Regions from separate parts of the Homo sapiens genome. Here region 2 is linked to region 1. Evidence: chromatin loops called from intact Hi-C (ENCODE). Cell type or tissue: CD4-positive, alpha-beta T cell. All regions are shown on one strand. Each heading gives the region's core, and the rest is flanking DNA. Links, peaks and the distances in the headings are about the cores only. Region 1 overlaps UIMC1 (ubiquitin interaction motif containing 1). Region 2 overlaps CDHR2 (cadherin related family member 2).

What was found. Hi-C counts contacts between places; a loop is a spot of excess contacts. Peaks named below come from ENCODE experiments on the same cell type or tissue, not always from the same donor. Only the 100,000 strongest peaks of a DNase experiment are listed, where the experiment ranks them.
Region 2: a loop joins it to region 1, with 3 times the contacts of the local background. A loop is called at or near these places in 8 of 110 quality-filtered maps.

The regions. Positions count from the first base shown.
Region 1 is chr5:176,954,720-176,962,719 of GRCh38, forward strand. UIMC1 (ubiquitin interaction motif containing 1) reads right to left here. Exons shown (of 15, transcript NM_001199298.2): 7 at 3,374-3,435; 8 at 1,240-1,316. Among named protein-coding and RNA genes, the nearest start is that of UIMC1, 48 kb to the right of the region's middle. In CD4-positive, alpha-beta T cell, for the core only: no CTCF peak of the experiment used is centred there; a DNase peak (open chromatin) is centred at 4,562.
Region 2 is chr5:176,566,239-176,582,199 of GRCh38, forward strand. It overlaps CDHR2 (cadherin related family member 2), which reads left to right. Exons shown (of 32, transcript NM_017675.6): 4 at 2,440-2,579; 5 at 2,722-2,772; 6 at 4,975-5,064; 7 at 7,845-7,934; 8 at 8,846-8,971; 9 at 9,042-9,188; 10 at 9,268-9,343; 11 at 9,486-9,601; 12 at 9,714-9,947; 13 at 11,161-11,316; 14 at 11,399-11,560; 15 at 11,796-11,857; 16 at 12,127-12,370; 17 at 15,105-15,344. Among named protein-coding and RNA genes, the nearest start is that of CDHR2, 25 kb to the left of the region's middle. RefSeq lists an enhancer at 1-843 and a silencer at 12,190-12,484. In CD4-positive, alpha-beta T cell, for the core only: CTCF peaks have their summits at 7,946 (motif pointing right), 8,149 and 12,287 (motif pointing left); DNase peaks (open chromatin) are centred at 7,973 and 12,263.

The DNA.
Region 1 (8,000 bases), core at 1-8,000:
CACTCCAGCCTGGGCAAAACTCTGTCTCAAAAAAAAAAAAAAAAGAAAAAAGCCAACATAGTCCGATTTTTAAAATAAATAAAGACCTTTATGATAGACTGCCAGATGTTTAAAAATATTTATAGGTCTTTCCTAGATTACATGCAAACTAAGTTTGAGTCTCTGTGGAAAAACATTGAAGGAAACCAAAATAAGAAAACTATGATTATCTCTAATCCTTATAGGCTATACGAGACCTGAGGGAAAACCAGATGTGACTTAGGGCAACATCTGTATACTTGCTGTTCAAAGTTAAACATCAGTAGGAAGTCCCTCAATCTCACAGGAATGAGGCTAATGATCTTTTCAGAAAAGCCAGAAAGGAAAATATAGTCTAAAACAAATTCCTTAGAAAGTAGTGGTTCATATCACAAAATAATGCTTCATATTATACAATGATTCAGGAGTTTCTTAGATGGTAAGTATCTTAGTTCATTTTACATTATTTTGTATATCTAAATCTATCCATGTGCAACTTTGAATGAGCATCTCTTCTACCTAAAACAAAGTACCTATCTTTTAATTTTTACAATTAACAAAAAGCAAACTAAAGCACTTAACGAGGTTAAGCATCTTAGGTCTAAGATTAAAAATAATGACAGAACATGCACAAAACTCAATTTCTGAACCTCCTATGCAGTAAGACCCCAACAAATGGCAATATAAAAACTAACTACTAAAAGGCTGTGAAGTCCAGGCACAGTGGCTCACATCTGTAATCCTAGCACTTTGGGAGGCCAAGGAGGGAGAACTTAAGCCCCGAAGTTCAAGGCTGCAGTGAGCTATGATTGCACCACCGCACTCCAGGCTGGCTGACAAAATAATTTAAAACAATTTAATTTAAAATAATTTAAACAAATTAAATAACAAAAGGCTCTGAATGTACAGTTAAGCAAATGCTATTCCTGATGCTTTGCTGCCATCTCTGATGAGGCCTGTAAACAATCAAGAAGACAAAAAAAGTCATGTTAATTTCAAAACTAAATTACCCCTAAGGAGAGAAAAGATTGAGAATAAAAGCCAATGGCCATTAAAAACACCTATATGTGTATACGCATACGAGTGTTGAGACATGTACATACACGTATCAATTACATACAAACCTCCAGAGAGTAGGTTTGAAGAGTCAGAGGAAAATTAATAGGCATGAAAAGGTAAATAGGTATCAGAAATTCAGTAAAATCACAGTGGGGTACTTACCAGGACAAACAGTGATTTCTTCTGCAGAACTCTCTGGCATAAGGACTAAGCTTCTCTTACTGGTCAAAGCAGCAACACTGAAAGAGAACCAAATCCCAAATGAATTCCCAGTAAAATAAATCAGAACATAGAGCCAAAAGCAATGGTGAGTCACTCACAAAGCCACAGGTAATCACAGATACTTGCTGCCTAATACCACAAAAGCACAATAGGAAAGCAAGGAATCAGTACTGAAAACTCCAGACCAGAAATATGGAAAATAAATATGCTTACAACTTCAGTTCCAGTGAAATCACTGAATGAAAACAAATTCCCTTTTGGAGTTTTCACAAAGGAAGGTTGAAGGGTGAGAACTGTCTGTGAATATCAGAGAAGGCAAAAACTCCACTCCAATATAAGGATGTCAAAGGTGTTTTATAGCCTCCATCTCAGCCTTCTGAAGGCTAGAGATTTGTAAACTGACAAGAGAAGACACAGAGATTCTTCTGACAACACACTTTCTCCTCCTTTTGCAGTTAAATCTCCTCTTTATCTCAAGATGTTGCTTTCCATGCAACAAAAATAAAAAACAATTCCAAACTGCCCTACAGCAAAAATCTGCCCACATAAATTGAATCTCTTTTCTAACAAAAACTTAATTATGAATGGCTTCCTTCATCCAACCTTCTGGTTTTCCCTGACTGCTCATGGAGTGCAATCTCTTCCTGACATAGGAATACATGGCTGATCTGAGCATCTGAGCTAGCCCCCTCATGCTTCACAGGGCTTTACGATTAGTTTGATCAAGTATGCAAGAGGATGCTTGAAAACAAAAATCCTCACATCAACCAAGAACCACAGAGAAGACAGAATAGCTACAACTGAACTCATGATAAATAACTAAATCCTGATAGAAAACCACAAGTGATTTATCTCTAAATAAAACATCTCATAGCATTTGTTATAAACCCCAGCCAGACAGTTTACTCTGCATGTAACATTAGTGCTCTATTCAAAGGGTCCATCACAAAACAATTTTCTGACATTTATAAAATGGGCTAATCAATTTGAAGTCAAACCACATTGCCTGCGATTCCAACTCTCTCCTGGTGACAAAGTGTATAATCATTTATTAAAACCTACATCTGCTCTGCACAAGGCTCACCACAATAAAGCAGAGAGGCCTATAGGGAGTAAAGGCATACTCTGTTAAAACCACTTCCAAAACTGTCTTAACAGCAGGAAAATCAAACCAAAGCCATATTCTTTAGCCCAGGAAGGAATACCAAGTACTATCAACCAGAAGCCTAAGAAAGACCACCACCTTGACTACAGCAAATGGCAAGTGGGCTTCAACTCTCATATGGGAGAACAGTCATGCAGTTCAAAACTAAGCTCTTGAGAAAGTCTCAAAACTCAACTACTAGATAAAAAGGGCAAGTGGAAAGTAACTGGAAGCATGATCCAGTTAATAGTGCAGTTTATAATTAATCAACTGCTATCTATTATTAAAGTAAGAAGACTTAGAAGGTAAGCCCATCAATCAATCAGCAAGAACAATGGAGGAGGTAATGCAAATACCATCCTTTACAGGAGATAGGAGGCACAAACGGATTAAAAGTGGCACAGGACAGACAGTGAGAGTGACACAGGTCCTGTGTGGCCTGAATAATATGAAGACTTTGAAGAGGATGTTAAGTCTCAAGAGTAAATTTAAAAGATGTATAAGGTTTAGATATACAGATAAAATAAGCATAAGCAGAGTTGGGGAAAAGAGAGAAAGGGGCTAAGAATAGAAGGACTATAAAGAAATCAGTCTAGAGCCTTCAAATTGGCATAGAAAACTAGTGTAATTAGTTAAGAGAATTGCAGGATGTGACCGCTTTTCAGAAATAATGTAAATGAGATTTATGCCAAGATAGCTGGCCTGGACAAGATGACCTCTAGGATCTCTTCCAGCTCTTAATATTCTGGGCTTCTATGAGATGCACATCTGAGAACTTAGAGATACTAATAAAATTTCTCCTAGTCTTCACTTATAAAAGAGCTAAAAGTTCTCTGGCAAGCTGTCCACGTACAGTCTCACTCATGTGGTTCATCTCCCTTATGCTGGCAACCATCAGAGGAGAATGCATAGCAACATATAATCTCTCACCTTTGTGAAGCAGGTACAGAGTTTCCCTCTTCAGAAGTTTCTTCAACAATCCCTTGGGAAGACTGCAAAGAAATACGTAGTATCTTAAATATACAGGCACAGGTGAACTGGCTTCTCTTCCTTTTTTAAAAAAATTTAATTGTTCAATGTTCTCCCTCAACAATTAACAATAAGAAGAAAATATTTTCCATAAGCCAGTAAGTGTCAATAAAACAAGCACATCCTGTAAAGTCAGAAGACTGGTATTTAAATCAGAACTAAATCACTTACTAAATTTGTGATTGGGTAAATGACATCTGAATCTCTTTCCTCATCTTAAAATGGGTATTAACAATTGCCTCACAGAGTGTTGTGAAAATTAAACAAGATAATGTACACAATGCACTTCATAACATGCAAGACCTGTATCAATATTAACTGGTAAGTCAAATGAATTATGATTTCAGAAAAACAATCAAAAAGTTTGCATGGGGGAAAGGAAAATATAGAGAAAAGTTCAATTTTCAAAGGAAATACTGAGTTGAGATAAACACTGCAATCTATGATCTTTGAGAAAAACCAAGCCATAACACAGGACATCTAAAGGGAAGGTTACAAAGATTCTTTTTGCTACAAATCTGCCACTATGGTTTTTATATCTGGCTACAGGATTATCTTTTCAGAAATGTAATGAATAGGGACTACATAAGGAAAGATTATTTTCATTGATTCAAAAATTATTTTCATTGATTAATGGTAGAGTTGACGCAAATACCAACTCATTAAACATACATGCACAGAAGATCACAGAAAAAGCAGCTACTGCTGCCTTAGGCAGACTTCTGAGGAAGTGCCTGGGCTGTGAGGCTTCTTCCACTAGACATAAAGCTACCAGCTGAAGTTTTCAAGGTTTCCTAATAAGATATGAATAACCTAAACAAGTTAGGCATCTCTTTATGAATCTCGCTACCATTCAGGTAAATGATGAAATACATTTAAAAATCAGGAATAGTTGAGTTTTCAGTCAAAAGGAAAGTTGTACAATAATAGGGAATATAGTCATTATGAAAAACAAGACTTAACCAAACTACCAAAGGACTAAAATACAACAGCAATAAATACTTAACCTGTCTCTTCCTTTGAACTCAGGGGTGACAAGGTTTTTATTGAACTCTCAGAAAGAGAAAGAAAGAGAAAGAGAATGCTGACACCTAGTGTCCATTTAACAGAATTTTATAATGACTAGCCTTGGTCTTTAGATGCAATCAAAGCACTAGTAAGTTAGTTATAAGGCACCTCCATCTCTGCCTTAGGCTAAAGCATATCTCAAACCTTCTCAGTGTAATTGTTTAAAAAAATTATTGGCCGGGCGCGGTGGCTCACGCCTGTAATCCCAGCACTTTGGGAGGCCGAGGCAGGCAGATCACGAGGTCAGGAGATCGAGACCATCCCAGCTAAAACGGTGAAACCCCGTCTCTACTAAAAATACAAAAAATTAGCCGGGCGTAGTGGCAGGCGCCTGTAGTCCCAGCTACTTGGGAGGCTGAGGCAGGAGAATGGCGTGAACCCGGGAGGCGGAGCTTGCAGTGAGCCGAGATCCCGCCACTGCACTCCAGCCTGGGCGACAGAGCGAGACTCCGTCTCAAAAAAAAAAAAAAAAAAAAAATTATTGTGCTTTGGCCAGGCGCGGTGGCTCACGCCTGTAATCCCAGCACTTTGGGAGGCCAAGGTGGGCGGATCACCTGAGGTCGGGAGTTCAAGACCAGCCTGACCAACATGGAGAAATCCCGTCTCTACTAAAAATACAAAATTAGCCGGGCATGGTGGCTCACGCCTCTAATGCCAGCTACTCGGGAGGCTGAGACAGGAGAATCGCTTGAACCCAAAAGGTAGAGGTTGCAGTGAGCCAAGATCGTGCTATTGCACTCCAGCCTGGATGACAAGAGTGAAAACTCTGTCTCAAACAAACAAAATTATTGTGCTTCTATTCAGTGCCAGGCCTGTGCTAATCACTTTACATTCCTTATCTCCTTTAATTCTCACAAGCAACTTAAGAAGCAAAAACCATTAAATTATTTTAAAAATAAGTGAAACTTCGAGAGGTTAAATAATTTGCCCTAAATCATATAGTTGGTCAAAATCGTAGCGCTGAGACTTGCCTGACTCTAAAATCCACACGCTAAAAACTATTATATTGCTTACTCAGATGATCCTCTTCCTAATCATTTCAATGTAGAATCCCAAGAACGTCTTCATTTCAATACATTATTTTAATTTAGAAATTTATACCTCAATGGCAGTAATCTGAACATAAAGTGAGGTTCTTCCAGAATATGAACACAGGATAGCAAAATAAGCAAATAAAATTTAGACTACCCAAATGTAATCAAGGTGAACATGAAAGCATGGCAGAAATAAAAATTTAAGGAAGCTATGGCCTAATCAAGACATCTTCTTCCTGGAGAAATAATATGTTAATAAGGAAGGGATGGTTTGCATTGAATCTTAAAAAAAAAAAAAAATTCAGCCCTCTCTCCCTCTCCCCCTCCCCCTCCCCCTCCGTCTCCGTCTCCGTCTCCGTCTCCGTCTCCGTCTCCCCACGGTCTCCCTCTCATGCGGAGCCGAAGCTGGACTGTACTGCTGCCATCTCGGCTCACTGCAACCTCCCTGCCTGATTCTCCTGCCTCAGCCTGCCGAGTGCCTGCGATTGCAGGCACGCGCCGCCACGCCTGACTGGTTTTGGTGGAGACGGGGTTTCGCTGTGTTGGCCGGGCCGGTCTCCAGCCCCTAACCGCGAGTGATCCGCCAACCTCGGCCTCCCGAGGTGCCGGGATTGCAGACGGAGTCTCGTTCACTCAGTGCTCAATGGTGCCCAGGCTGGAGTGCAGTGGCGTGATCTCGGCTCACTACAACCTCCACCTCCCAGCCGCCTGCCTTGGCCTCCCAAAGTGCCGAGATTGCAGCCTCTGCCCGGCCGCCACCCCGTCTGGGAAGTGAGGAGTGTCTCTGCCTGGCCGCCCATCGTCTGGGATGTGAGGAGCCCCTCTGCTCGGCTGCCCAGTCTGGGAAGTGAGGAGCGTCTCCGCCCGGCCGCCATCCCATCTAGGAAGTGAGGAGCGCCTCTTCCCAGCCGCCATCACATCTAGGAAGTGAGGAGCGTCTCTGCCCGGCCGCCCATCGTCTGAGATGTGGGGAGCGCCTCTGCCCCACCGCCCCATCTGGGATGTGAGGAGCGCCTCTGCCCGGCCGAGACCCCGTCTGGGAGGTGAGGAGCGTCTCTGCCCGGCCGCCCCGTCTGAGAAGTGAGGAGACCCTCTGCCTGGCAACCACCCCGTCTGAGAAGTGAGGAGCCCCCCCGCCCGGCAGCTGCCCCGTCTGAGAAGTGAGGAGCCTCTCCGCCCAGCAGCCACCCCATCTGGGAAGTGAGGAGCATCTCCGCCCGGCAGCCACCCCGTCCGGGAGGGAGGTGAGGGGGGGTCAGCCCCCCGCCCGGCCAGCCGCCCCATCCGGGAGGGAGGTGGGGGGTCAGCCCCCCGCCCGGCCAGCCGTGCCATCCGGGAGGGAGGTGGGGGGGTCAGCCCCCCGCCCGGCCAGCCGCCCGGTCCGGGAGGTGAGGGGCGCCTCTGCCCGGCCGCCCCTACTGGGAAGTGAGGAGCCCCTCTGCCCGGCCAGCCGCCCCGTCCGGGAGGGAGGTGGGGGGGTCAGCCCTCCGCCCGGCCAGCCGCCCCGTCTGGGAGGTGAGGGGCGCCTCTGCCCGGCCGCCCCTACTGGGAAGTGAGGAGCCCCTCTGCCCGGCCAGCCGCCCCGTCCGGGAGGGAGGTGGGGGGATCGGCCCCCCGCCCGGCCAGCCGCCCCGTCCGGGAGGGAGGTGGGGGTGTCGGCCCCCCGCCCGGCCAGCCGCCCCGTCCGGGAGGGAGGTGGGGGGGTCAGCCCCCCTGCCCGGCCAGCCGCCCCGTCCGGGAGGTGAGGGGCGCCTCTGCCCGGCCGCCCCTACTGGGAAGTGAGGAGCCCCTCTGCCCGGCCAGCTGCCCCGTCCGCGAGGGAGGTGGGGGGGTCAGCCCCCCGCCCGGCCAGCCGCCCCGTCCGGGAGGGAGGTGGGGGGGGTCAGCCCCCCTGCCCGGCCAGCCGCCCCGTCCGGGAGGTGAGGGGCGCCTCTGCCCGGCCGCCCCTACTGGGAAGTGAGGAGCCCCTCTGCCCGGCCAGCCGCCCCGTCCGCGAGGGAGGTGGGGGGGTCAGCCCCCCGCCCGGCCAGCCGCCCCGTCCGGGAGGGAGGTGGGGGGGGTCAGCCCCGCTGCCCGGCCAGCCGCCCCGTCCGGGAGGTGAGGGGCGCCTCTGCCCGGCCGCCCCTACTGGGAAGTGAGGAGCCCCTCTGCCTGGCCAGCCGCCCCGTCCGGGAGGGAGGTGGGGGGTCAGCCCCCCGACCGGCCAGCCGCCCCGTCCGGGAGGGAGGTGGGGGGGGTCAGCCCCCCGCCCGGCCAGCCGCCCCGCCCAGGAGGTGAGGGGCGCCTCTGCCCGGCCGCCCCTACTGGGAAGTGAGGAGCCCCTCTGCCCGGCCACCACCCCGTCTGGGAGGTGTGCCCAACAGCTCATTGAGAACGGGCCAGGATGACAATGGCGGCTTTGTGGAATAGAAAGGCGGGAAAGGTGG
Region 2 (15,961 bases), core at 4,479-12,478, 380 kb before region 1:
TAAAGTAAATGTCTTTACATGAGATGGAAAGTCAATTTAAGGAATGAGCACCAGGAACAGAACACAGACATAGCAATGGTCACGGCAAAAGTCACAGCAAAGGTCATGGCAGCGGTGCAGGAACGAATGAAGTTTGGGAAACATTATTTTGGAAGGAGCCAGGGGGCCTAGATACCACATTCCCAGAAGGCAGGATATAGATCGGGGAAGTAGAAACCATAGGTGGCCGGGTTGGTTGGGACCCCAAATAACAGAGATGCAAACAAGGCGGAGGTGAATTACCGCCCCTCGTGGCCGCCCAGGAGCCCGGACGGAGCTGTGGGGGCATGTCCCATCAGGCTGCCCTCCCTGCAGGGCTTGAGGGGGCGGGGGTCACGCAGCCTTCTTCCCGCTCAGTGGCCCGACTTCCCTAAGGCACAGGTCCCACCCACATGGGCCAGGATGGCTCAGACGAGAAACCATTCCAGTCACAGAAGGAGGAAGGGGACAAGAGGGCTTCTTCCTTTCTGGATTTTACACACATTGCTTCTGCTTTTGTCTCTTTGGCCAAAACTAAGCCACAGACCCACGCCTAGCTGCAAGGGAACCTGGCAAATGTGGCCTTCATTCTGGTTGGCCGTGTGCCTAGCTCAAAATCTGGGGCTCCATTGTTCTCAGAAAAGGGGGACAAGTGGATATTGGGGGACAAGCCACAGCCTTTGTTGCAGTGCAAAATGGAATCCAGGAATGTCGAAAGCTGCCAGATGAAACAAGAGACACCAAGGGGTATTGACAAATACAAAACCTGTGCAAGCAATCCCCTGATCAAGAGAAAGTATTTCCATCACCCCAGAAAGTTCCCTGTGTCCAGTTCTAGTCAATCTCTGCTCCCTAAAGGCAAGTGCTATTCTCATGTCTATCCCATGGAGGCTGGAGAGGGAGGAGTGCACAGGACTTTTTTTTTTTTTTGAGACAGGGTCTGGCTCTGTCCCCCAGGCTGGAGTGTAGTGGTGCGATCATGCTCACTTCAGCCTCGACCTCCTGGGCTCAACTGATCCTCCCACCTCAGCCTCCCAGGTGGCTGGGACTACAGGCATGTGCCACCATGCCTAGCTAATATTTTATTTTTTAAAGTAGAGACAGGGTTTTGCTACATTGCTGAGGCTGGTCTCAAACTCCTGGGCTCAAGCAGTTCTCCCATCTCGGCTTCCCAAAGTGCTGGGATTACAGGCATGAGCCACTGTGCACCACTACACCTGGCTAATTTTTTATTTTTATATTTATTTATTTTTGAGATGGAGTCTCGCTCTGTCACCCAGGCTGGAGTGCAGTGGTGCGATCTCAGCTCACTGCAACCTTCACCTCCCGGGTTCAAGCAATTCTCCTGCCTCAGCCTCCCCAGTAGCTGGGATTATAGGCACGTGCCACCAGGCCTGGTTAATTTTTTGTATTTTTAGTAGAGACGGGGTTTCACCATGTCGGCCAAGCTGGTTTCGAGCTCCTGATCTCAAGTGATCCGCCCACCTCCACCTCTCAAAGTGCTGGGATTACAGGCATGAGCCACCTCGCCTGGCCTAATTTTTAAATTTTTTTGTATAGATGGGGGTCTCGCTATGTGCCTAGGCAGCTCTCAAATTCCTAGGCTCAAGCCATCCCCCATCTCAGCCTCCCGGAGTGCGGGGATTACAGATGTAAACCACCATACCTGGCCTTCTGCTTTTAAAAGAAATGCAACTTTCTTGTGGGCCACGAAAGTATCAGGGGACGTAGGCTCCCATGCCAGTGGCTGAAGCCCTCAGAGCCCTGTGGCGGAGCTCCAGGGAAACGCATCTTCATGAAAAGAAGAAAGTCCTTGCTAATGAATATCGGGGCCAGTGGAGGTGTCGGAGCAGAGGCTGGATGGGTAAAGGAGGTGGGGGCTCAGGGATAGGGTGGGTTTGATGAATCTGTAAAAAGTTCCTTTCAGGCTAGGGAGTGGGCGACCAGCCTGCTGCTGTGCCCAGGCATGCAGTACAAGAGTTAGGGCTCTCAGGAGGCCAGCAGCAGACTGGACACAGCTTTGGCTCACTTGAGCAGAAAGGGGGTGTCCTGGAAGGCTCTCCAAAGCTCTAGTCTGCACCCAGATGCTGCAGCTGGAAAGGTTCACACCAGCCACGTCTAGTCTTGTGTCACGGAAACTCGGTATTCTGGAGAGGGCAGGGCCACAGGCTTGGCAAGGGGAGGGGTAGATGCCTGGGTACAGCCCCCGCCCCCTGCACTGTGTCCAGTGCCCATCGAGTCAGTGGGCACAAGGGAAATCAGGATGCTGCTGACTTGGCTGATGGTTGGGGAGGTCCCAGATGGCAAGTCAAGCCTGTGTACAGGGCAGCCAGGCGCCCAGCCCAGCCTCACAGCCAGCTTGGCCAGACCAGCACTGAAAGGGTGGCTGTGGACCCTGGGTGGCCCCTGTCCCATCCCCAGGTGCCCAGGCCTTCTGGTTGGTAGCGGAAGACCAGGACAATGACCCTCTGACCTATGGGATGAGCGGCCCCAATGCCTACTTCTTCGCTGTCACTCCGAAAACTGGGGAAGTGAAGCTGGCCAGCGCTCTGGACTACGAGGTAAAGAGCATCAGCCGGAGAGGGCACGGGACGCGGAGGGGGTGCTGGGAGGGCCCTGGGAGCCCGCGTCCTGGTGGCGGCACCCCCTGTGCTCCCACCCAGCGGGGGCTCACCACCGGCCCCTTCTCTCTGGCTGCTGCAGACACTCTACACATTCAAAGTCACCATCTCCGTGAGCGACCCCTACATCCAGGTGAGTTGGGAGGTGCAGGGGGGTAGACAGGGATTGCGAGAGTCCATTCCTGATTGTGTCCCCACCTCCGGCAAGCGGACGGTGCCCCAGTTAACAGTGAATTTAATGTTTATTTATATCGAGATTATACTAGTTCATTTCTTTGTCATATGACATTACCAAGATTTTAGTATTTTTAAAATTTATTTAAATTACATAAATATATTATTTATATCATATGAGGGCTTTTTTGTTTACATATAAATATATTGGTTATATTTTAATTGTAAATTAAATGTTTTTTTTTTTTTTGAGACGGAGTCTCGCTCTGTCGCCCAGGCTGGAGTGCAGTGGCGCGATCTCGGCTCACTGCAAGCTCCGCCTCCTGGGTTGACGCCATTCTCCTGCCTCAGCCTCCCGAGTAGCTGGGACTACAGGCGCCAGCCACCACGCCCGGCTAATTTTTGTATTTTTAGTAGAGACGGGGTTTCACTGTGTTAGCCAGGATGGTCTTGATCTCCTGACCTTGTGATCCGCCCGCCTCGGCTTCCCAGAGTGCTGGGATTACAGGCGTGAGCCACCACGCCCGGCCTAAATGTATTATTAATGTATATAAATATTGATTAGAAAAGTGCCAAATACCTCTCCACCCCAGGGCTCCAGAGGCAAAATCACTCTCAACTGCTTTGGCTGAATATGTTGCAACTACACTCTTATTTCCCACTTTGGGAGGCCGAGGTGGGCAGATCACCTGAGGTCAGGGGTTCAAGACCACCCTGGCCAACATGGAGAAACCCCCATCTCTACTAAAAATACAAAAATTAGCTGGGCATGGTGGTACACGCTTGTAATTCCAACTACTCAGGAGGCTGAGGCACAAGAATCGCTTGAACCCGGGAGGTGGAGGTTGTATTGAGCCGAGATTGCACCACCTCACTCCAGCCTGAGTGATAGCACGAGACTCCGTCTCAAAAAAAAAAAAATTACAGATAAAACGAAAGTCCCCTTGGAAAATCCTTTCCAGCTCACTCCCACTGAAGTGTTGACCGTTACTGTATGCTTTGACACTTCTCAGCGCTGAGGTACATGCCTCCATGTACTTCTTGGTGCATTTTTTGAAACCCAGTGGAATCCAGCTGTCTATATTGTCTTGAAAGCTGCCTTGCCCACTCAGCGATTGAGCTTAGAGCTCTCTCTGGGTCTTACAAATCCCCAATTTTTGTAACGTCTATATCTATGGTGGGAACTGCCCTTAAGCTGGTTCCCTCTGGTGTCCACATAGTTGTTCACAGCTTTATACTATGGCAAACAAAGCGAACGTGCACATTCCCGTGATAGGACAGGCACTTTTTTCCAACTTTTTATTTTATCTTTTTGAGTTAGGATCTTACTCTTGCCCAGGCTGGAGTGCAGTGGTGCAATCACAGCTCACATCAGCCTCCACCTCCTGGACTCAAGCAATCCTCTTAACTCAGCCTCCAGCGTAGCTGGGACTACAGGCGCTCACCAACCATACTCAGCTAATTTTAAAATTTTTTGTAGAGACAGAGTCTCACCATATTGCCCAGGCTGGTCTTGAACTCCTGGGCTCAAGCGATCCTCCCATCTTGGCCTCCCAAAGTACACAGGCATGAGCCACTGCGCCTGGCTGGCTGGCATATTTTATATTTAAAAAATTAACTGCTGGCGTGGTGGTGCACGCCTGTAATCCCAGCACTTTGGGACGCCAAGGCGGGCAGATCACCTGAGGTCGGGAGTTCAAGAGCAGCCTGACCAACATGGTAAAACCCCATCTTTACTAAATACCAAAAACTAACTGGGTGTGGTGGTGCATGTCTGTAATCCCAGCTACTCAGGAGGCTGAGGCAGGAGAATTGCTTGAACCTGGGAGGCGGAGGTTGCATTGAGATGAGATCACGCCATTGTACTCCAGCCTGGGTAACAAGAATGAAACTCTGTCTAAAAAAAAAAAAAAATTAACTAATGATGCCTGCAACTTACTTTCAAATGGTTCAGAAAACAACATATGGAGAGAACCTGGTCTCTACAAAAAAAAAAAAAAAAAAAAAAAAAAAAAAAGCCCCCAAAAACATATGGAGAGAAAGAGAGACCAAACAGTAGGTTGATCTGGATGAAGGACACCAGCTCTTTGTACGATACTTGCAACTTTTCTGGTGTTTTAAATCCTATTTTCTGGGGTCCCCTGGGCTTTCTCACTTGCAGGTGCAGAGGGAGATGCTGGTGATTGTGGAAGATAGAAACGACAACGCACCCGTTTTCCAGAACACCGCTTTCTCCACCAGCATCAACGAGGTGACACCTGCCTTAATGTGGTTGTGGGGCAGGGGGCATCCCAAAGTGCTTCTCAGAGTAGGAAGAGCCAGAGACAGTCAGTGGGGCATTCAGAGTTGGGAAAAACCTCTCCTAGCAGGGGCAGCTTCAAGAACCAAAGCCAGGGGGATGTAACCCCACAAACTGGTTACAGCAATATTTTGCAATCAGTCAGGTTAGGAATTCTTTCAGTGATGAAAGCAAAAAAAAAAAAGGGAGTTGATTTTTTTTGTGTAGACGGAGTCTCACTCTGTTGCCCAGGCTGGAGTGCAGTGGCACGATCTCGGCTCACTGCAAGCTCCGCCTCCTGGGTTCACACCATTCTCCTGCCTCAGCCTCCCAAGTAGCTGGGACTACAGGCGCCCGCCACCTCGCCCGCCTAATTTTTTGCATTTTTAGTAGAGACGGGGTTTCACCGTGTTAGCCAGGATGGTCTCGATTTCCTGACCTCGTGATCCGCACGCCTCGGCCTCCCAAAGTGCTGGGATTACAGGCGTGAGCCACTGCGCCCAGCCTCGTGTATCTAAAAAATTTAGAGGTACCTCAGACTTCAGGCATGGCTAGATCCAGGTACTCAAATCATATCTTGATTTGATTTGAGCCAAATCATATCGTGAAATTTGATTTGAAATCATATCTTCAGGCATGGCTGGATCCAGGTACTCAAATCACATCAAGATATGATTTGAGTTTCTCTCCTCCTCTCAGCTCTGCTTCTCTTATTGCCTCCATCCTGGGGGAAGAGAGGCAAGTCTCTCATGTGGTGATAAAAGTACAGGCTCGCCGGGTGCCGTGGCTCACTCCTGTAATACCAGCACTTTGGGAGGCTGAGGTGGGCGGATCACCTGAGGTCGGGAGTTGGAGACCAGCCTGACCAACATGGAGAAACCCCGTCTCTACTGAAAAAAAAAAAAAAAATTAGCCGAGTGTGGTGGCACATGCCTGTAATCCCAGCTACTCAGGAGGCTGAGGCAGGAGAATTGCTTGAACCTGGGAGGCAGAGGTTGCAGTGAGCCGAGATTGCACCATTGCACTCCAGCCTGGGCAACAAGAACAAAACTCCATCTCAAAAATAAATAAATAAATAAATAAATAATAAAAAAATTAAAAAATTAAAAAGTACAGGCTCACATTGAGGAGACCGTCTCTTTCTCAATCTTTCCAGCCCAAAGCCCAGGGCTGACTTTCATTGGCTCATTTTAGGTCATGTGCTATCCTTGAGCTAATTTAGGGGTATGGAAGGCTCTCATGGGTTGGGTCTGCATCGTGGGCCTTCCCCGCAGCAAGGGGGAGGAGTGGGGACAGTTCCACTTAAGCTACATGGGTGGAAAGGAGATTCCCTGATGGTCACTGGGCAGCAAATACCACCACTCCTGAACTTCCGTTGCCATGTGCCTGCAAAGACCTTCCAGGTGGGGGGCCCCATGCCAGGCCAGACACGTGTGGTCTGGACAGCCATGTGAGAGGCTCTGATGCAATGCCTCAGCACCCGGCACTGTCTAGGTGCTAAGGTTACCTGGGGAGCAAGACAGACCTGGTTGCTACTCTCAGCAGCTCACCTTCTAGGGAAGGCCACAGACAGGAACCAATGAAACAAAATAAGCAGAATGGATTTCAGATGGCGGTGAGCCCCACAATGAGCACGAGACAAGGCAAAGTCAAGGAAGTGACTGCAGCGGGCACTGCTTTAGGTTGAAGGGTCAGGAAAGGCCTCTCTGAGTTGAGGGCATCTGAACAGAGAGACCTGAATGGCAAGAAGGAGCTGGCAGGGGATGCTCCAGGAAGGGGTGCTCCAGGCAGGGGGAACAACAGGTGCAAAGCCCTGAGGCAGGAACAAGCTCAGCCAGTGTGGCTGGAGGGGGAGGGTGAGGAGGAGGTCAGGTCAGAGAGGCGAGTGGCAGCCCAGGCTCGAAGGAGTCTGGACTGTGATCTGGGCAGAATGGGGGGACTCTTGGGGGATTTGAAGGAGAAGAGTTATGTGGTCTGATTCATGATTTTCAAAGATCTCTGTGGCCACCATTAGGAAGTATAGGTCGTGGCTGGGCACGGTGGCTCACACCTATAATCCTAGCACTTTGGGAGGCTGAGGCGGGTGGATCACCTGAGGTCAGGAGTTCGACACCAGCCTGGCCAACACGGTGAAACCCTGTCTCTATTAAAAATATATATAAAAAAAATTAGCTAGGCATGGTGGTGGGCGCCTATAATCCCACCTACTGGGGAGGCTGAGGCAGGAGAATCGCTTAAACCCAGGGGGCAGAGGTTACAGTGAGCCGAGATCGTGCCCCTTCACTCCAGCCTGGGCGAAAGAGTGAAACTCCATCTCAGGAAAAAAAAAAGGAGGTAGAGTTGGTGTGTACAGGGGCCCAGGAGCAGAGTACTCCCCAAAGAAGCCTCCAGCTCTGTAGGGCGCTGTTTGAAACCCATGGCTATAGGCTGTAGAGAGCACATGGGATGTCTGAGTGCGCAGTGGCACAGTGAGGCTGGGCTCTAGAATGATCCCTCATCCTGGTTCTGAGGGGCTCCGACAATCAGAAGCCAGCTTAGGTGGTGGAGAGGCTGTGTGGGGAGGGGAGGAGGGAGATCCTCTCTGCCGCCCCGCACCCCCAGGTGCCTTCCACCCGCAGCCCTGGTGGGAAGGACAGGGGAACCCTGTCCCCATGAGTGCACAGCTGAGGACACTGAAGCTCAGGGGGGCAGTGACGGACAAGGGAGAGGAGGAGCTGGATTTGAGCTCATAGGTGACGAGTCCCTCCCTGCAGACCCTGCCCGTGGGCAGTGTGGTGTTCTCCGTGCTGGCCGTGGATAAAGACATGGGGTCTGCAGGCATGGTCGTGTACTCCATAGAGAAGGTGAGTGTGAAGGGGGCCCTGACCGCCTTTGTGACCGCCAGGGGGCAGCATCTCCACAGACAACCCACAGGGCCTGAACGTTGGGGTGGGGACATTGGTCCTGCCTTGGCCCAGCCCTGGTCCCCAAACCGTCCTCTGGCCACCAGCCCCCCTCCCCGGAAACCTCGCCTTGCCCGCTTACCTAAAGAGGGTGCCTGCTGCAGACCAGACCCTTCTTCCTGCCCGCCTGCTCCCAGGTCTTGTCCAAATTCCACAGACAATAAGGGGTGTGTAAACCCATTTCTCATGGAAACAGACTTGCTGTTGATAGCGCCATTTACCGAGCACCAACCACGTGCCTGGCACATACTGTATAGTCGCCCCTTGGTATCCGTGGGGACTTGGCTCCAGGATCCCTGAGGACACCAAAATCCATGGCTGCTCAAGTCCCTGACATGCAACGGGGTAGTATTTGCATGTAACCTAGACACATCCTCCTGTGTGCTTTAAATCACCTCTAGGTTACCTCCAATACCAATGCAATGCAAATACTATGTAACTATAGCATGTTATGCTATATTGTTTAGGGAATCATGGCAAGGGAAAAAGTTTGTACACCTTCAGTACAGACGCAACCATTGTGAGTGAGCCTAGCTACAGTTTTGATCTGTGCTGGTCAAATCTGTGGATGTGGAAGCCACAGAGATGGAGGGCCGACTGCATCTTATTGGATCCTCCTTTCAACCCACTGAGGGTTGTCACCAGCCCCATTTCCTGGAGCTGGAAACTGAGGCTCAGAGAGGTCATATGACCTGGTGCCAGTGGCGTGACTGGTCAGTGGCAGAGCTGGGACCTTCCCTGCGTTGCTCAGAGTGGGGTCCTCGGTGCAGGGCTGTCCCTAGGGAGCCTGACCCAAGTCTGCTCTGCCCCAGGTCATCCCTAGCACTGGGGACAGCGAGCATCTCTTCCGGATCCTGGCCAATGGCTCCATAGTCCTCAATGGCAGCCTCAGCTACAACAACAAGAGCGCTTTCTACCAGCTGGAGCTGAAGGCCTGTGTGAGTGGGGGTGCCGGCAGGCGGGCCTAGGACCCACGGCGCTGGCTCACGGGTGGCCATCTCCCCGCAGGACTTGGGCGGCATGTACCACAACACCTTCACCATCCAGTGCTCCCTGCCTGTCTTCCTGTCCATCTCCGTGGTGGACCAGCCTGACCTTGACCCCCAGTTTGTCAGGGAGTTTTACTCGGCCTCTGTGGCTGAGGATGCAGCCAAGGTGCACGGGGGACCTGTGGGGTGTGGGTGGAGGCGGGAGGCGGGGAAGTTTGAGGAGCACTGACCAGGCCCCATTCCAGGGAACCTCGGTGCTGACGGTGGAGGCTGTGGATGGCGACAAAGGCATCAATGACCCTGTGATCTACAGCATCTCCTGTGAGAACGGGGTGTCCCCAGGCCAGGGCTGGGCCGGGGCCAGGGTGGGGTCTCCGTCAGAGTCCCTGGAGGCAATGGGCCTGGGGCTCCGTCAGAGCCACTGGAGCAGCTGTTCCAGCTGTTCCGCCTTTCTCCTTGCCAGACTCCACGCGGCCCGGCTGGTTTGACATCGGGGCAGATGGGGTGATCAGGGTCAACGGCTCCCTGGACCGTGAGCAGCTGCTGGAGGCGGATGAGGAGGTGCAGCTGCAGGTCACGGTGAGCAAAGGCCCCACCACCCCTGTCAGAACCCTGCTCTCTAACCTCTGGCCTTTGATCTCTCTCTCTGAGCACTGGCTCTCTGCCCTCTGCCCTCTGCTCTGTGCCTCAGGCCACCGAGACACACCTCAACATCTACGGGCAGGAGGCCAAGGTGAGCATCTGGGTGACAGTGAGAGTGATGGACGTCAATGACCACAAACCTGAGTTTTACAACTGCAGCCTCCCAGCCTGCACCTTCACCCCCGAAGAGGCCCAAGTGAACTTCACTGGCTACGTGGACGAGCATGCCTCCCCCCGCATCCCCATCGATGACCTCACCATGGTGGTCTACGACCCGGACAAGGCAGGCGTGGTGGCGTGGGTGTGGGCGGGGGTGGCTGGGGGAGGCCAGTGGGAGCCTGGATCGAGTGACGGTGTCATGTGGTGCTGGGTGGCGGTGCTGGTGGTGCAGGGTGTGATGGCGGAGAATGGGGGTGCTGGGTGCTCTCTGGAAGCCTGTGTTGGTAAGCAGTATCATCCTCTGGGCGATCCGTGTGGGGCTGAATAGAAGGCCATGCTGAGTGGAGGCTGACGTAGAACGTCAGATGATGCTGAGTAGAACATCATTGTCCGTGGTGATGGGTGGCTGGCGAGGTCTCCTGGCATTGGGCGGCCATGATTTGGGTAGTCCTGGGAACTGGGGGAGGCTGAGCAGTGTTGGGACAAGTGGTCTGAGGGTGTGAGGTGGGAGGGTGCTCTTTTTTTTTTTTTTTGAGATGGAATTTCGCTCTGTCACCCAGGCTGGAGTGCAATGGCCCAATCTTGGCCCACTGCAACCTCTGCCTCCCAGGTGGAAGGGATTCTCCTGCCTCAGCCTCCCAAGTAGCTGTGATTACAGGTGTGCACCACCTCGCCCAGCTAATTTTTGTGTTTTTAGTAGAGATGGAGTTTCACCATGTTGGCCAGGTTGGTCTTGAACTCCTGACCTCAAGTGATCCACCTACCTTGGCCTCCCAAAGTGCTGGGATTGCAGGCGTGAGCCACCGCGCCCAGCCATGGGAGGCACTCTTAAGTGGAGGCTGCAGTGAGAGGTGGGTAACACGGTGGCGCTGGAGGATGAGTAACTCTGGAGGGTGTATGGTGTTAGGTGATACTGAGGGGTTGGAAATGTTGCGTGGAGGACAGTGTCGGGTGGGGTTAGGTTGGCCAGAAGGGTGGCACTGGCCAGTGGGGTGACGTAGGGTGTGAGTGGTGTTTGGTGTTGCTGTGGGGGCTGGGGGTGGGGGATGTGAAGGGTGGGTGGGAGGGACAGCTGACAGGAGTGAGGGGTGTGTGTCCAGGCTCCAGCCCAGGTCTGGGACCCACAGTGCCTAGGGAGCTGTCTTCTACAGAGCCTGCATTTGCAGGGACTGGTGACCAGCCCAGCCTCCTGCACCCTCTCTCGCAGTCTTTTGAGAGCCCCCTTCCATGGGACCTCATCGGGCGGGGCATCCAGAGATAGAAGCCTGGGGACTGGGGGAAGATGCAGGTGGGCAGAGCAGGGGGACAGGTCCCTGCTAGACAGCCCACCTTTACAGGGCAGCAATGGCACCTTCCTGTTGTCGCTGGGGGGCCCCGATGCAGAAGCCTTCAGCGTCTCCCCGGAGCGGGCAGTGGGCTCAGCCTCCGTTCAGGTGCTGGTGAGAGTATCCGCGCTGGTGGACTACGAGAGGCAGACGGCGATGGCGGTGCAGGTGAGGGCTGCTCCGGGGTGCCAGGGGCAGAAGCCGAGGGGCACTTGGGCCCCACAGCTGCTGCCTCCTCCCCTGCCCCCAGGTTGTGGCCACAGACTCCGTCAGCCAGAACTTCTCCGTCGCCATGGTGACCATCCACCTTAGAGACATTAATGACCACAGGCCCACGTTTCCCCAGAGCTTGTACGTCCTCACGGTGCCAGAGCACAGCGCCACCGGCTCTGTGGTCACCGACAGCATCCACGTGAGTGATGTGGACACAGTGGGGCTGTGGGGTCCCAGCAAGCGGGCGTGCATGTGTGAGTGTGAGAGTGTGTGTGTGTGTATGTGTGAGATGGGGGTGGCCATGAGTGAATCTGAGTGTGCTGGGGATTCTCCCTTTGTGTGAGGAAGCACGACAGCTCTGTCCCCACGAGCTGCATGGGTGGCGGTGCGTGCATCGCCTCCACACAGCACCCTGCCATGTCTCTGCCTCACAGGCCACGGACCCAGACACGGGCGCGTGGGGCCAAATTACCTACAGCCTGCTCCCAGGAAATGGGTAAGGGCTCAGGGTGGGCCGTAGGCAGGTGGGTGAGCAGGGCCCAGGCCCACCTCTCTGCCTCTCTGCAGAGATAGAATAGCTGGGGAAGACCGAAGGCACTCAGTTACATTTCAATTTCAGATAAACAAGGAATGACTTTTTGAAATAATGAATATGTTGCATATACTGCATGGGATATGCTGAAATATTTGTTGTTGTATATCTGAAATTCACACTGAAATGGGCATCCTGTGTCTCTATTTGCTGAACCTGGCCCCTCTGAGCAGGGCAGACCTCTTCCAAGTGGATCCCGTCTCAGGGACGGTGACGGTGAGGAACGGTGAGCTGCTGGACCGGGAGAGCCAGGCCGTGTACTACCTGACGCTGCAGGCCACAGACGGCGGGAACCTGTCCTCCTCCACCACACTGCAGATCCACCTGCTGGACATCAACGACAATGCACCCGTGGTTAGCGGCTCCTACAACATCTTCGTCCAGGAGGAGGAGGGCAATGTCTCCGTGACCATCCAGGTGTGAGCCTGCCTGGACCTGGTGGGTAAGGCTGGGGGAGGGGACCAAGCCTGCTCTGTGGGCATGCTGGCCCTGGGTAAAGTCGGGGCTCCGCTGTGTGGCTCTGAGACAGTCACTCAGAGTCTCTGTTTCCTCCCAGGAAATGAAGAAAATTATAGCCTTACTCTCAGGGTCATTGGGGAATAATTTAATGACTTGTGTGAGGAGCTCAGCACTGGGCCTGCCAGAGAAATCCCTCAAAAACATACACTTCTTTTTTATTTACCCACCTGCCCCACTCCAAAAAGGACTTGAGGTGGCTTAGATAAATAGTAAGATAAAAATATGAAAGAAATAAGAAAAAAGAGAAAATAAAGGTGGCATTTGTTAAAGGGCACAAGGTAAAATTAGAACCCAGTGCTACAGAATTGCTTGGAGTGAGCTGCAAATTCTGATCTGAGCTTCATGGTGGCCAAAGCAAAAAAGGAAATGAGATCAGTGGCCAGGTTCACAGAGTTCATGAGATAAAAACCCACTAGTGACTCCAGAGAAACACCGGGGAGTAGCTTCCTCCCTCGTCCTGAGGAGTTCGGAAGCTTCGCCCCTGAGGCATCTTGTGAGAAGTGAGAAACCAGGTCCTCAGAGTGACAATCTGGTGGCCACAGAGCCCTCCCGTCTTTCCAGGACTGTGTAGTTTCCAGAGCATGTTCCTATCCCTGATCTCTTGACCAGCTTTGGAAGCAGGCGGTCTAATAGTTCCCATTTCTCAGGAGACAACAGGCTCAGAAAGGTTAAGTGATTTTCTGTGGTTACACAGCCAGTAAATGATGGCGCTGGGGCTGCAGCCCAGACCTCTCTGGCCCTGAAGCCTTGGCCTTTCCTCCTTCCTGCTTGGCACTTCTCCCCTGGTCTGTGAGCTCCTTGGGGCAGGAGCATTTCTGGTCGGCTGCTGTAACCGTGGTGCCCAGCATGAGCCCCAGGGAGCACTTGATGAATTAACTGGCCTGAGTTCAGGGCACCAAAGGATGAGCAGACAGGATGAGGCTTTTGGAAAAAATAAACATCTCCAGCTGCTTTCAAAGGATGCATGTAATAAACAAGGTCCCAGCAGAATGAAATGGAGGAGCTGAAGGTGGAGACTGGCTGGGAGGAAGGAAAGAATTGGTTGAGTCGGAGTGGTCCCACTCTGGATTCAAGGCCACGTTTGCTGAGCACTTACCCAGTCTTTGGCTGGGCCCTGAGTCCTCAGAGATGAGTCCACCACCATTCCTGCCCCCCAGGCGGCTCCCAGTTAGGAAGAGGGCGTCAGACAGTCACCCAGCGGTGTCACCTGTGCTATGTTGAGGCCCAGAGGAAGCGCCAACCTGGCCTGGAGTCAGGCAGGGAAGGTGTGGGAGGCATCGGGGTGAGGGAACGGAACCTGCAAAGGCCTGGCGGCACAGAGGAACCCGCTGTGTTATCCACACTGGTTCACCCCAAAGACAAACCAAGCATGCCTTCAGGGCCCTGGCAGGACAGGAACACACACACACACTCACGCACGCACTCACACACGCACTCACACACACACTCACACACGCACTCACACACACTCACACACGCACTCACAGACATACAAAGTGAGTGAAGAATCAGCTATTTAAAACATATAGCGCTGACGGCCGGGCATGGTGGCTCCTGCCTGTAATCTCAGCACTTTGGGAGGCCGAGGTGGGTGGATCACTTGAGATCAGGAGTTCGAAACCAGCCTGGCCAACATAGTGAAACCCCATCTCTACTAAAATTACAAAAATTAGCTGGGTGTGGTGGTGCATGCCTGTAATCCCAGCTACTTGGGAGGCTGAGGCAGGAGAATCACTTGAATCCAGGAATTGGAAGCTGCAGTGAGCTGAGATCATGGCACTGCACTCCACTCTGGGCAACAGAGTGAGACTCCACCTCAAAAAAAAAAAAAAAGAAAGAAAGAAAGAAAAAAAAGAAAACAAAACAAAACAAAAGAAGGGCCAGACGTGGTGGCTCACGCCTGTATGTAATCCCAGCACTTTGGGAAGCTGAGGCAGGTGGATCACCTGAGGTTAGGAGTTCAAGACCAGCCTGGCCAACATGGTGAAACCCCATCTCTACTAAAAAATACAAAAAATTAGCCTGGTGTGGTGGTGGGTGCCTGTAATCCCAGCTACTTAGGAGGCTGAGGCAGGAGAATCACTTGAACCCAGGAGAAGGAGTTTGCAGTGAGCAAGAGAGATCGCACCATTGCACTCCAGCCTGGGCAACAAGAGCGAAACTGTATGAAAGAAAAAAGAAAAAAGAAAAAATATGTATATAGCACTGAAGTAGTCATTATGGGAAAATGAGAATCTTGCTGGACTTCACACTTATGAGTTTAAAACTTTCTTTGTCTACAATTTCCTGCCCCCATATCCCCCTTCCTGCTAGAATATCAGTAGCAAAAGGGCCTGTCTTGATGATGGCTCTATTCTTTCTTTGCACCTGGAACGGGGCTGGGCACGTAGGTCCACAGTGGCCGTTTGTGAGATGAAAGAATGGCCTCAGTGCTGAAGATCTCAGAAGCTCTTGCAAACTGCTGACCTGAGCCTCTTAGATGGGAAACTGGGGCTGGGAGATGGGCCCAGGGGCTCCAGGCCTGATGACTGCCTGCGTGGGCCAGCGCTGGAGAGGAGGGTCCGGCTGCATCGGAGGGGCTGGGGGCTGGGAATGCCGATGGCCGATGACCAACCCCTGCTTACGTGCACAGGCCCACGACAATGATGAGCCGGGCACCAACAACAGCCGTCTGCTCTTCAACCTGCTGCCTGGCCCCTACAGCCACAACTTCTCCTTGGACCCTGACACAGGGCTCCTCAGAAACCTGGGGCCCCTGGACAGAGAGGCCATCGACCCCGCCCTGGAGGGCCGCATTGTGCTGACAGTGCTTGTGTCTGACTGCGGCGAGCCTGTCCTCGGCACCAAAGTCAATGTCACCATCACTGTGGAGGTAAGGCCTCGCTTAGCCAGGATGGGCCTGGGGGCCTCCCAAGCCGATAGCCAGCCCCTCCAGCTTGAGTCACACTTCTGCCCTCTGCAGCCAGCCTGCCTGGGTTACAATCCCGCTCACTCGTATGGCCCCAGGCAATTACTCAACCTCCCTAGGCACTCAGGCTCCTCATCTATAAAACGGGGGTGAAAAAGGTTAAAGATTAAGTGAGTTAATGAATGGAAAGTGCTTGGTAGAGTGCCTGACCTATAGACAGTATCAGTGAATATCAGCTCTAATTGTCACTCATAAAGTCCCACCTGAAACCCTCCTGTCTCCCTGCCACCATTGAAAAGCAAAGGGAAGGGGTGAAAATCAGCATTGCTGGTGTCTATTGCACATCAGGGCATCCGCCAAGGTTGGGATGGTTATTACCATTTTGTTTTTATTTATTTATCTATTGATTTATTTATTTTTGAGACAGGGTCTCCCTTTGTCACCCAGGCTGCAGTGCAATAGTGCCATCATGGCTCACTGCAGACTCAACCTCCCAGGCTCAAGCGATCCTCCTGCCTCAGCCTCCTGAGTAGTTGGGACTATAGGCATATGCCACCATGCCTGGTTAATTTTTTTATTTT